4 separate regions of the Homo sapiens genome follow, and all the other regions are linked to region 2. The links are chromatin loops, found by intact Hi-C in ENCODE. Cell type or tissue: OCI-LY7. All regions are shown on one strand. Region 1 has its middle 65 kb from the start of RABGAP1L-DT. Region 2 overlaps RABGAP1L (RAB GTPase activating protein 1 like). Region 3 overlaps RABGAP1L (RAB GTPase activating protein 1 like). Region 4 overlaps RABGAP1L (RAB GTPase activating protein 1 like).

The links. Peaks named below come from ENCODE experiments on the same cell type or tissue, not always from the same donor. Only the 100,000 strongest peaks of a DNase experiment are listed, where the experiment ranks them.
Region 1: it touches region 2 in a loop (5-fold over the local background); 11 of 110 quality-filtered maps call a loop at or near these places.
Region 3: it touches region 2 in a loop (6-fold over the local background); 101 of 110 quality-filtered maps call a loop at or near these places.
Region 4: it touches region 2 in a loop (5-fold over the local background); 101 of 110 quality-filtered maps call a loop at or near these places.

Annotation. Positions count from the first base shown.
Region 1 is chr1:174,092,729-174,095,228 of GRCh38, forward strand. No RefSeq gene overlaps it. Among named protein-coding and RNA genes, the nearest start is that of RABGAP1L-DT, 65 kb to the right of the region's middle. In OCI-LY7, CTCF peaks have their summits at 1,242 and 1,509; a DNase peak (open chromatin) is centred at 1,253.
Region 2 is chr1:174,743,020-174,745,519 of GRCh38, forward strand. All of the region lies in intron 17 of RABGAP1L (RAB GTPase activating protein 1 like), which reads left to right. Among named protein-coding and RNA genes, the nearest start is that of RABGAP1L-AS1, 210 kb to the right of the region's middle. In OCI-LY7, CTCF peaks have their summits at 1,128 (motif pointing left) and 1,328; a DNase peak (open chromatin) is centred at 1,132; H3K27ac peaks cover 597 bases.
Region 3 is chr1:174,257,025-174,259,524 of GRCh38, forward strand. All of the region lies in intron 7 of RABGAP1L (RAB GTPase activating protein 1 like), which reads left to right. Among named protein-coding and RNA genes, the nearest start is that of RABGAP1L, 99 kb to the left of the region's middle. In OCI-LY7, a CTCF peak has its summit at 1,213 (motif pointing right); a DNase peak (open chromatin) is centred at 1,257.
Region 4 is chr1:174,261,822-174,264,321 of GRCh38, forward strand. All of the region lies in intron 7 of RABGAP1L (RAB GTPase activating protein 1 like), which reads left to right. Among named protein-coding and RNA genes, the nearest start is that of RABGAP1L, 100 kb to the left of the region's middle. In OCI-LY7, CTCF peaks have their summits at 1,040 (motif pointing right) and 1,248; DNase peaks (open chromatin) are centred at 762 and 1,160; H3K4me3 peaks cover 957 bases; H3K27ac peaks cover 2,310 bases.

The DNA of each region.
Region 1 (2,500 bases), 650 kb before region 2:
CTAGTTTTACTAGTCTTAATCTTCACACAAATAGAATAATAAAATATGTAGTGTTTTCTGGCTTTTTTTCCTTAATATGATGTTGTTTTGAAGTCACCTATTGTATTATATATATATATCAATAGTTTATTATTTTATTACAGAGTAGTATTCCATAATACAAATGTACCACAGTATGTATATTCATTCTCCCATTGAACATTTGGATTGTTTCCAGTTTTTGGTTTTTGTGAATAAAGCTTCTATGAACATTCTTAGGCTAATCTTTTTGACAATTGTTTTTAACTCCAAGACCTGTATACTGAGAAAGATATTGTCCCTTAGCTTCAGATTCATATAACTAGTTGTCTACTTGAATGATTCCTAGCTTCCTCAAACTCAAAATATTCCAAACTTAGCCCTTCCCTTAAACCTGGTCCTCCTGCAAGATATCCCTTCTCAGTAACAGCACCATTATCCACCTCACAGCCCCTGCTAGAAACTTAGAAGTTGCTCTTAACTTCTCCTCTCCCTTACCTGCTGTTTCCAGTCACTCACCATATCCTGTTGATTTGATTTCCTATCTTTTTTTGCAAACATCTTATGAATCCACCCACTTATCTACTACAGTCTAATCCATTTCCTATATAGAAAAAATATGGTTGGGCATGATGGCTCATGCTTGTAATCCCAGCACTTTGGGAGGCCCAGGCAGCTGGCTCACTTGAGCCCAGGAGTTTGAGACCAGCCTAGGCAACATGGCGAAACTCTTGTCTCTACAAAAAACAAACAAACAAACAAACAAACAAACAAAAACTAGCTGGGCATGGTGGTGCAAGTCTGTGGTCCCAGATACTCAGGAGGCTGAGGTGGGAGGATTGCTTGAGCCTGGGGGGGGTTCGAGGCTGCAGTGAGCCGTGATGGTGCCACTGCACTCCAGCCTGGGTGACCAAAAGGAGACCCTGTCTCAAAAAAAAAAAAAAAAAAGTATTTTCTGAAGCTCAGATCTGATCATCTTTTTCCTGATCAACTCTTCCATAATATCTATCCCTTGCCTTACCTTTATGATAAAAACCAAAGCCCTTAGTATGGCTTACAGTCATGATCCAGCCCCTGACGACCTTGGTAGCCTGATCTCAAAGCTCCAGGCCCACTGAACACATTTCCATTTTTCAAATGCTCTCTCTTTTGAGGCTCCTCACTTTGTCTAGAATATTCTCTTCCCTGCTCTTGTTTGCCTGGCTAATTTCTAGCCTCGTTTTAACATTGCACTTCCTCTGGGTGGCCCTCGACCTCCACTATATGCTTCATAGCACACACTTGATCATAATTACTTTTTTTTTTTTTTTTTTTTGAGAGACAGAGTCTCATTCTGTCACCCAGGCTGGAGTGCAGTGGCACCATCTCGGCTCACTGCAACCTTCACCTCCCAGGTTCAAGTGATTTTCCTGCCTCAGCTTCCCGAGTAGCTGGGATTACAGGCACTTGCCACCACGCCTGGCTAATTTTTGTATTTTTAGTAGAGATGGGGTTTCACCATGTTGGACAGGCTGATCTCAAACTCCTGACCTCAGGTGATCCGCTTGCCTCAGCCTCCCGAAGTACTGGAATTACAGGAGTGAGCCACCGCACCCGACCCATAATTACTTATTGAATTGTCTTTATTTCCCTCGAGTGGAATAAACAGTCTTGTTCACTGTTGCATTTCCATTGCTTAGTACATAGTAAAAATACTTAATAAGTATCTGTTAATTGAATAAATAACACTTAATAGGCTTTAATGTCCATTGTGCATATTTTATAGCACAACTTACTCATTTGGAATTCCTTTTTTTTTTTTTTGAAATGGAGTCTCGTTCTGTCTCCCAGGTTGGAGTGCAATAGCGTGATCTCAGCTTACTGCATCCTCTGCCTCCCAGGTTCAAGTGATTCTCCTGCCTCAGCCTCCTAAGTAGCTGGGATTACAGGTGCCTGCCACCACGCCTGGCTAATTTTTGTATTTTTAGTACAGACAGGGTTTTGCCAAGTTGGCCAGGCTGGTCTCGAACTCCTGACCTCAGGTGATCTGCCTGCCTCAGCCTCCCAAAGTGCTGGGTTTACAGGCATGAGCACTGCACCTGGCCTTCATTTGGAATTCTTATTCTGATTTCTTAGTTGAAGATACTCAAGATTTATTTATTTATTTATTTAGAGATGGGGTCTCACTCCAGTTGCCTGGGTTGGAGTGCAGTGGCATAATCTTGGCTCACTGCATCCTCGACCTCTCTGCCCCAAGCGATCCTTCCACCTCAGCACCCTGAGTAGCTGGGATGACAGGTGTGGGCCACCACGCCCAGTTAGGTTTTTTTTTTTTGTACTTTTATTAGAGACGAGGTTTCACCATGTTGCCTAGACTGGTCTTGAACTCGTGAGCTCAAGTGATCCTCCCACCTTGGTCTTCCAAAGTGCTGGGATTACAGGCATGAGCCACCGCTCCCAGCCAAGATTTATTTCTTAAAATTTATTTTTCTTACAAAAATTT
Region 2 (2,500 bases):
AGGGGTTCAGTCTAGGTCCTGCTGCTCACAGCACAGAAAGCCAATGACTAAGATGATGATTATTGCCAAGGAAGAAGGCTTTAATTGGGGGCTGCAGCAGACGAGATGAGATGGGAGCTCAGTCTCAAATCCATCTCCCTGACAAACTGAAACTAGGGACTTATATAGCAGGGAAGAGATATAGCAATATGTAAGAAACAGGAACTAGAGAGGGGTAAGGAAGCAATTATGGTGAATGAGGGGCCCTCATCTCATTATCTGGATATGGTGATCTGGTGAGTTCCAGTTCTTCCATACTTTTTTTTGAGAGACCTGAAGGTCCTTTGTTGAGTAAGGAATCCGATAAAACAAATGTTAAGGTTCAAGCTTCAAGACCAAAAACGTCAATTTCTATGTTTATCCAAAAAACTATCTATTGAACTATTGGGTCAGTTTGAAACACATGTTAAAACCTCTAATTTGATTTCCTTATCTCATTTTGCCTGCCTTGTTTCTGAAAGTTTTATCTAATTCAGATGTCACAAACCTCTAAAAATTTCTTTCCTTGTTCAACAAACCCCCTATGTCACAAGTTTACCTGCATAACAAACCTGAACATATACCTTTGAACCTAAAATAAAAGTTTAAAATAAATGAATAAATAAATAAATAATAGCAAAACTATGTTTTTTTAAAAAAAATTCTTCTCAGAGTCACCTATGATAAAGACTTCTAGATTTTGTAGATATTTTACTACTTAATCTGTACAAACAAGTGTAAACCAAGAAAATATTTTAAAATTACTCATGACTAAACAGATGCATTCATGTTAAACTTATCTCTCATCCCTACCCATTCTTGAACTCTTTCTCATTCACTAGTCATTTATGAAAAAACTGTATAACAAATAACTATAATAAAATGGAAAATATATAATTAAGCTAGAGGAAAGGAAGGGTGGGAGTCATCCTTTTTTTTTGGTATATGTTAGTAAATTAATAGTAAAAATAAGGGAGGACTTAGCCATAAGGGTTTTAAAACAGCATGTCTCAATTTGTATACAAGGCTACTATGTTGGTCTGTGAAATACGTAAAAAAAAAAAAAAAAAAAAAAAAAAAGCGATTGATTTTCAGTGCTGCAATCCTGACCTCTAGTGGACATTCAGAACAAAACCCAAACATCACATTCTTTTATTTAGTTACTCCATCAAGCACCATTAGCCAACCTAAAATATTAAACTTTCAAAGAGATTAAAACATGAGAAGCAGAATAAAGTAAAAGAATTTTTGGCTAATATTCTAAATATTCTTGCTGTAGAACCTGTATTTAAGAGCAGCTAGTATTAACTTATTTCTTTTTGCGTGTTAATTATCTGTCACTTTCACTACTTTCTTTGAAACAATGCATTGCTTTATAGATCATAGCAGCAAGAAATTTATCAGAGAAGCCAAATGGATTTTCTTTTGATTACCTGTAATATATAACAAGCTATACGAAAACTGAGTGGCTTTAAAAGGACAATGATTTTTATAGTGAGACATATAGTGATGTTATGTAACCTCCTGATAGAATGCACTGAGAAGGGCACAGCATCACTTCTGTGGTATTTGTGCCCAAAATACATATTCTGAATTTAATCATAAGGAACCAGTAGACATATCGAGTTGAGGGACATTTTATAAAATAACTGGCCAATACTCTTCCAAAGCATCAAGGTCATGAAAAATAAACACTGAAAACGGTCCCATATGAAAGGAGACTAAGGAGACATGACAACCAAATTCAATATATAATCCAGAATTGCATCCTGGACCAGAAAAAGGGCATTAGTGGAGCATTTGATAAAAATAATAGTTTCTTGGTTTTGATCATTATACTATGGTTATGTAAGATGTTAATGTTTGGGTAAAACTGAGTGAAGGATATGTAGGACTTCTTGGTACTGTTTTTGCAAAGTTTTTCTAAATCCGAAATTATTTCCAAGTGAAAAAAAGTAATTAAAACCAATCATTTATTTTCTTACAATCTCATGAGTCAGAAATTTTGGAATTCAACTGTGTGGTTCATCTCTGATCCACTTGGCATCAGCTGGACCACCTGATTCACTTCCAGATGACTTCTTTACTCACATATCTACCACTTTGGTGATTCTTGGTCTTTCTTCTTTACTGATGAAATCTGGTTCTCCAGGCCTTCTTTTGATTGCTTGGTTCCTTAGAGAGCATGGGAGTATAAGTATAATTGCACTTCTTATATGGTAGCTGGCTTCGAAAAGTGAGTGCTCCAAGGGACTGAACATGAAAGCTGTCAATATCTGAAGGCCTGGGCACATAAACTAGCATGGCATCACTTCCACCATATTCTACTGGTAAAAGCAGTACCATAGTCTGCCCAGGTTGAAATGAGAGAACAGAGACCTTAACTCTCAATGGAGAAGCATCAAATAATTGTGACTCTTTAATCCATCACAGATATCTAACAAAAGTCTCACTGAGTTGGCACTCAAGATGGAATTAGTGG
Region 3 (2,500 bases), 490 kb before region 2:
TCCTAAATTTAACCCCACCTCCTCCCCCCAGTACTATATAATTGACTGAAGTACCTGATTATTTTGGTGTTCAAATTGCCCTAGAATCAACCAGTTGGAGCCCCTTCGAACCCTATCTTTATGACATGCCTGCATCATTTTTTTGAGCACTTCCTTTTTAGCATAACAAAGCATCTTTCAATTTAAAAAGTCTGTAGCAACACAGACAAAGAAGTACTAGGTATTGAGTTAATTTAACTTTGAATAAGCGTTATTTTAAAATCTTGGACTTTTATGATTAAGTGGTATATTATGCCTGAACTGTGCCTAAATGTAAAGGAATGCAATCCTTCCTTTTCTCAGTAAGTTCCATGTTTGATCAACTTGAATATAGAAACCTAGACAAATATAGGTGAAATAGTTGAATGCCTAATTATATATATGTTCTTTGCTAACTGGGTAGAACATTTGCACACACATTTAAATATATTACACAAAACAATAACTTAGAAATGTTACTTTTTGCCCACCCTTATATTCATACAACAATTTTATCAGACTCTCATAATCTTTAATATTGATATCTTCATCATCCTTAAAACTACTTTTTGAATAATTTTAAGGCATTTTTTCCAGAGCACATTATGTCAACTTCTGCCTGAGTTGAGAGAAAATGCCTTTTGAATCAGTATATGCTACTAACATTGGATATTTTACCAAAAACACGAGTACACATTTGTACACATTAGGACAATTGTTTTTAAAGTTACTTTGAATACATAAATGCTATATTGGTTTTATTTCTTTGTTAATTGACACAGAAGAGTTGTATTATTGTGTACATGTTTTGAGATATGTATACTTGTGGAATGGCTAAATTACATTGTTTTTATTTTAACAACTATTTTGCTGATGCTAATATCTAACACTTGCAACCTTGGACTCATATATCCAACAGTAATTACTGAATCCATGTTAAATTTCATTGCTTCCTTTTCCACTGATTCTGTCAGATAATCTCTGTAAACATCCAAATGTTAATTGACTAAGATTTCTTCAGGTGAATGACTCTTCCCTAAACAATACTTTGTTCAGCATAACAGACCAAATTACCTGTGATACAGAAGATTTAGTAAATTCTTGGATTTTTCTATATTGGTAAAAGAAACATTTGCATTTCATTGGATTAAATGTGGTATTTAATATGTTTAAATCAGACTGTAAACAGTGGAATTTAAGGTAGTCCAGCAGGTGGCAGCCTTACCAAGAAAATTCTTAACACCTCTGAATCTTTTTTGTTAGACTGGGTCTCACTCTGTCACCCAGCCTGGAGTGCAGTGGTGTGATCATGGCTTACTACATCTTTCATTGCCTAGGCTCAAGCGATCCTCCCATCTCAGCCTCCTGAGGAGCTGAGACTACAGGCACATGCCATCATTCTTAGCTAATTAAACATCTTTTTTTTGGAGAGATGGGGGTCTCCCTATGCTGCCCAGGCTGGTCTTGAACTCCTGAGTTCAAGTGATCTTGACTTGGCTTCCTAAAGTGCTTGGCTTCCCAAAGTGCTGGGATTATAGGCGTGAGCCACTGTGCCTGACCCAAATCTTTAATAACTGCTGCTGACAAAGTTAATTTGTAATATAAAAGCATTGGTGTGAAAGAAAATCCTTCAAATTACATAATTTTTATCTTCTGAACGAGAAAATAAAATTTATCATTAAAAAATTTTTAAAATCATTATTTAAATTATGTAAAATTATCAACATTCTGGGTTTTTTTTTGTTTGTTTTTGGTGACAGGACCTCGCTGTGTTGCCCAGACTGGAGTGCAGTGATGTGATCATAGCTCACTGCAGCCTTGAACTCCTGGGGTCAGGCTATCCTCCTGCCTCAGCCTCCCAAGTAGCTGGGACTACAGGTGTCCACCACTACTCTGGGCTAATTTTATGTTGTCTTATTTATCTTTCATAGAGACGGGGTCTCGCTTAGTTGTCTGGGCTGGTCCCAAACTCCTGGCTTCAAGTGATCTTCTTGCCTCAGCCTCCCAAAGTGCTGGGATTACAAGTGTGAGCCACCATGCCTGGCCAATATTCTGTTTTTTTTTTTGAAAAATATATTATGAAAGAAGCCATTTCTGTGTGCATCCAAGGGTTTAAGGGTTGTTTATATCTAGATATTTTGCAAATTATACTGCAGTTGTCTGTCTTGACCCTTTTGATAACAAGCACTATGTTGTTTATCCCAGAATCCCCAGCATCTACTATAGTGCTTGGAATACAGAGCTTTATACTTAGCTACTTACTCCTTACTTAGCACTTTCTCAGTGCCAGGCACTGTTCTAGGTGGTATTTCTGAGGTATAGGTACTATTATCTTCATTTTTCAGTTGAGGAAACTGAGGTACAAAAGTTACATAACTTGACCAAGGCTATAAAATTACTTTTTAACTAAGTACATCTAGTACTAGAACACATATTCTTACTCTCTACTGCTTCTTTTTAAATACTTGACTAAATCAATAAA
Region 4 (2,500 bases), 480 kb before region 2:
TGTTTTATTCTCTTATGTGAATTAGTACGTTTATGAACTTTTACAGCAAAATAAAGAATTTTAGATGTTATAATAATTTCTCTTAGAGGATATCATTCCTCCCTTTCCTGAAAATGGGAATAGATTAGTGGGATGACCCATATTCTGCATAACATTTTAAAAGCTACCCTGTGAGCTTACTCACTTGTCCTTTTTGTGTTTTCTTTTAAGGCAGTAGAAGGATAACTCTCTTTTTCCATAGGAAAACAGGTATTACTTACTTATACAAAAGTACTTTCATTATTCTCTGTTAATGATTTCATGTGACAATTGATAGAAAGCTATTGGCATTTTCAGGTGAATAATTTGGGGAGTGGATAACTGGAAGCTTCTATCTGACTCTCAGCCTTTGAACTGAAACTTGTAATCAGGACAGAATTTTCAGCATCTTTTCATTGCTGGCTTCTGTTGGCACCCAGTGGGGAGAGGCGGCATCATGGTTTAAGTATTAAATGTGGATGTAGTACTATTACGTTTTTAGCATTGTATTTTAAGAAATACTTTTAAAATATGAGCAATGAAAACATATATTGTTGTCTGTAATGTGTTCTCATAAGTTGATTGATTCTAGATGTTTTGGAGCTCATTAAAAAAAATTCCAGTTTGAAGTAATTGTAGATGCACAGGAAATTGCAATAATAGTATAGAGATGCTCTATGTGTGCTTCCCCATTTCCCCCTATGGTAACATCTTACATAACCATAGTACAGTATCACAGCTAGGAAACTGGCATTGGTACAATTTGCAGACCTCTATTGCAGCTCTTTTTGAATCCTTTTATAAATCACAGTATACTTCTATAATATAAACATTTAATTTATTGGTTTAAGAAATTTGGATATGTAGCCTGGCTGCTAATTAGAAGAGATTGGGTATTTTAACCATATCCTATCCAGTTACCAGGTTATTGCCCCTTGGCTCCAAATCTGTCCTCTTAGCTGATCTGCATTAATGGAGCTTTAAACATTTCTTCTTTGCAGCAAGCACAATATTAAATTATGCCAGTAGAGGGTGTTGCAGGGACACTGCAGGAAGATGGGGTTTCTTTTGTTTCTGATGTGTTACATTTATTGTTTTCTTGCTCTTGCTTATTGTAAGATCCAGGGACATCCAGTGATGCTGTGCTTTTGCTGATGTTTGGTTCAACCCAGCTGTGCACTCACATGCAGTCCCTCCGTGAGCTCATAGCTTTGGTTCTGTCTCAGTGAGGCCCTCCTACAGCCTTCCTGACACAGACACTGTGTGCCCCAGGCCTCGTACCACCCTGCCAGTGAGCTGACTCTGGAAGCCCTGATTTCCTTTGCCCACCTGCCTGCCAGCCTTTGCTGGCTGCAGCCCAGAGGGTTTCCTGCGTGCCTGTGGTCTAGCTTTGCCTGGGCAGTCCAACAAACTTCTTTGCTATTCATTGGGCTGTAATCCTGCCTTCTCCAGTGAGGTCTGAATACCACCTTTGGTGAAAGGACCCAACTTCCACGTTAGTTCTTCTTGTGGTACTCTCCCTTAGCTTTAGGGTTAAATTCTCTTTGTAGTTACTCTACTATGACAGTTAATAATTCTTTATAGTAAATTTTCCCTGTTTAAATTACTGTGTTTTCTGTCCTAATCAAATGCTGACTTACAGTATCTAATTGAATTAATATCTAATGATATTAAGCAGTCCATAAAGTTTCTGATATTTTTCCAGGAAAAACAAAACAAAAAAGTGGTTATTTTAGATAATCTTTTTACTGTCACAGTAATGGCAAGGAAAAAACAACTATTATTTCTACCGTATGTTTATTTCCATTCCACGCACAGCCTTTTTCTTACTAAAGCAAGAAACCCTGCAAAGTAGATTATCTTTTATTTACTTTTTTTTTTTTAACGGGGAGTAGGGAGCTAAAGCATTTTATTTTGCCTTGCTATGAGATCTAGCTTATAATTGGCAACACAAGTATTTGAATCAAGACCATCTTGCTATTCTTCCTAAAGCCTTTTCATTTGACTCTTCTGTATGACTTTCTTTCTTTTTTGGGGGGCCGGGGGATGTTTACAGGGGTCAGTATTAAGTACCTATAAATAGGATATGATTATTTTATTTCTTTAGTAAATATTGTTTAGTTACTAATATTTTATCCGTATTTGTAATAGTAGCATAGTTGTTTTATTCCCTTTTCAAGATCTTTGGATCATTTGAAGGGAAGAGGGAGGAAGACTTAAAAATGTTATTTTTTTTTTAGTAGGACTTTAAGCAATTAATTAAAAGTTAAATATGTCTTATAGGTGAAATTTTGTATTTGTGCTTTAAATATTTGATTTTTAAAATTTTCAGCATATTTTAATAAATTTACTCATTCTTTTTATTTCCCTGGTATTTTTTAAATTTTGAAGTTTTATATATTTAGGTGAATTATTTCATTATTCCACTGTACTACAAGAAACTTAATTCTTTTATAATATGAAATGTCCCTGCTTTTAAGGC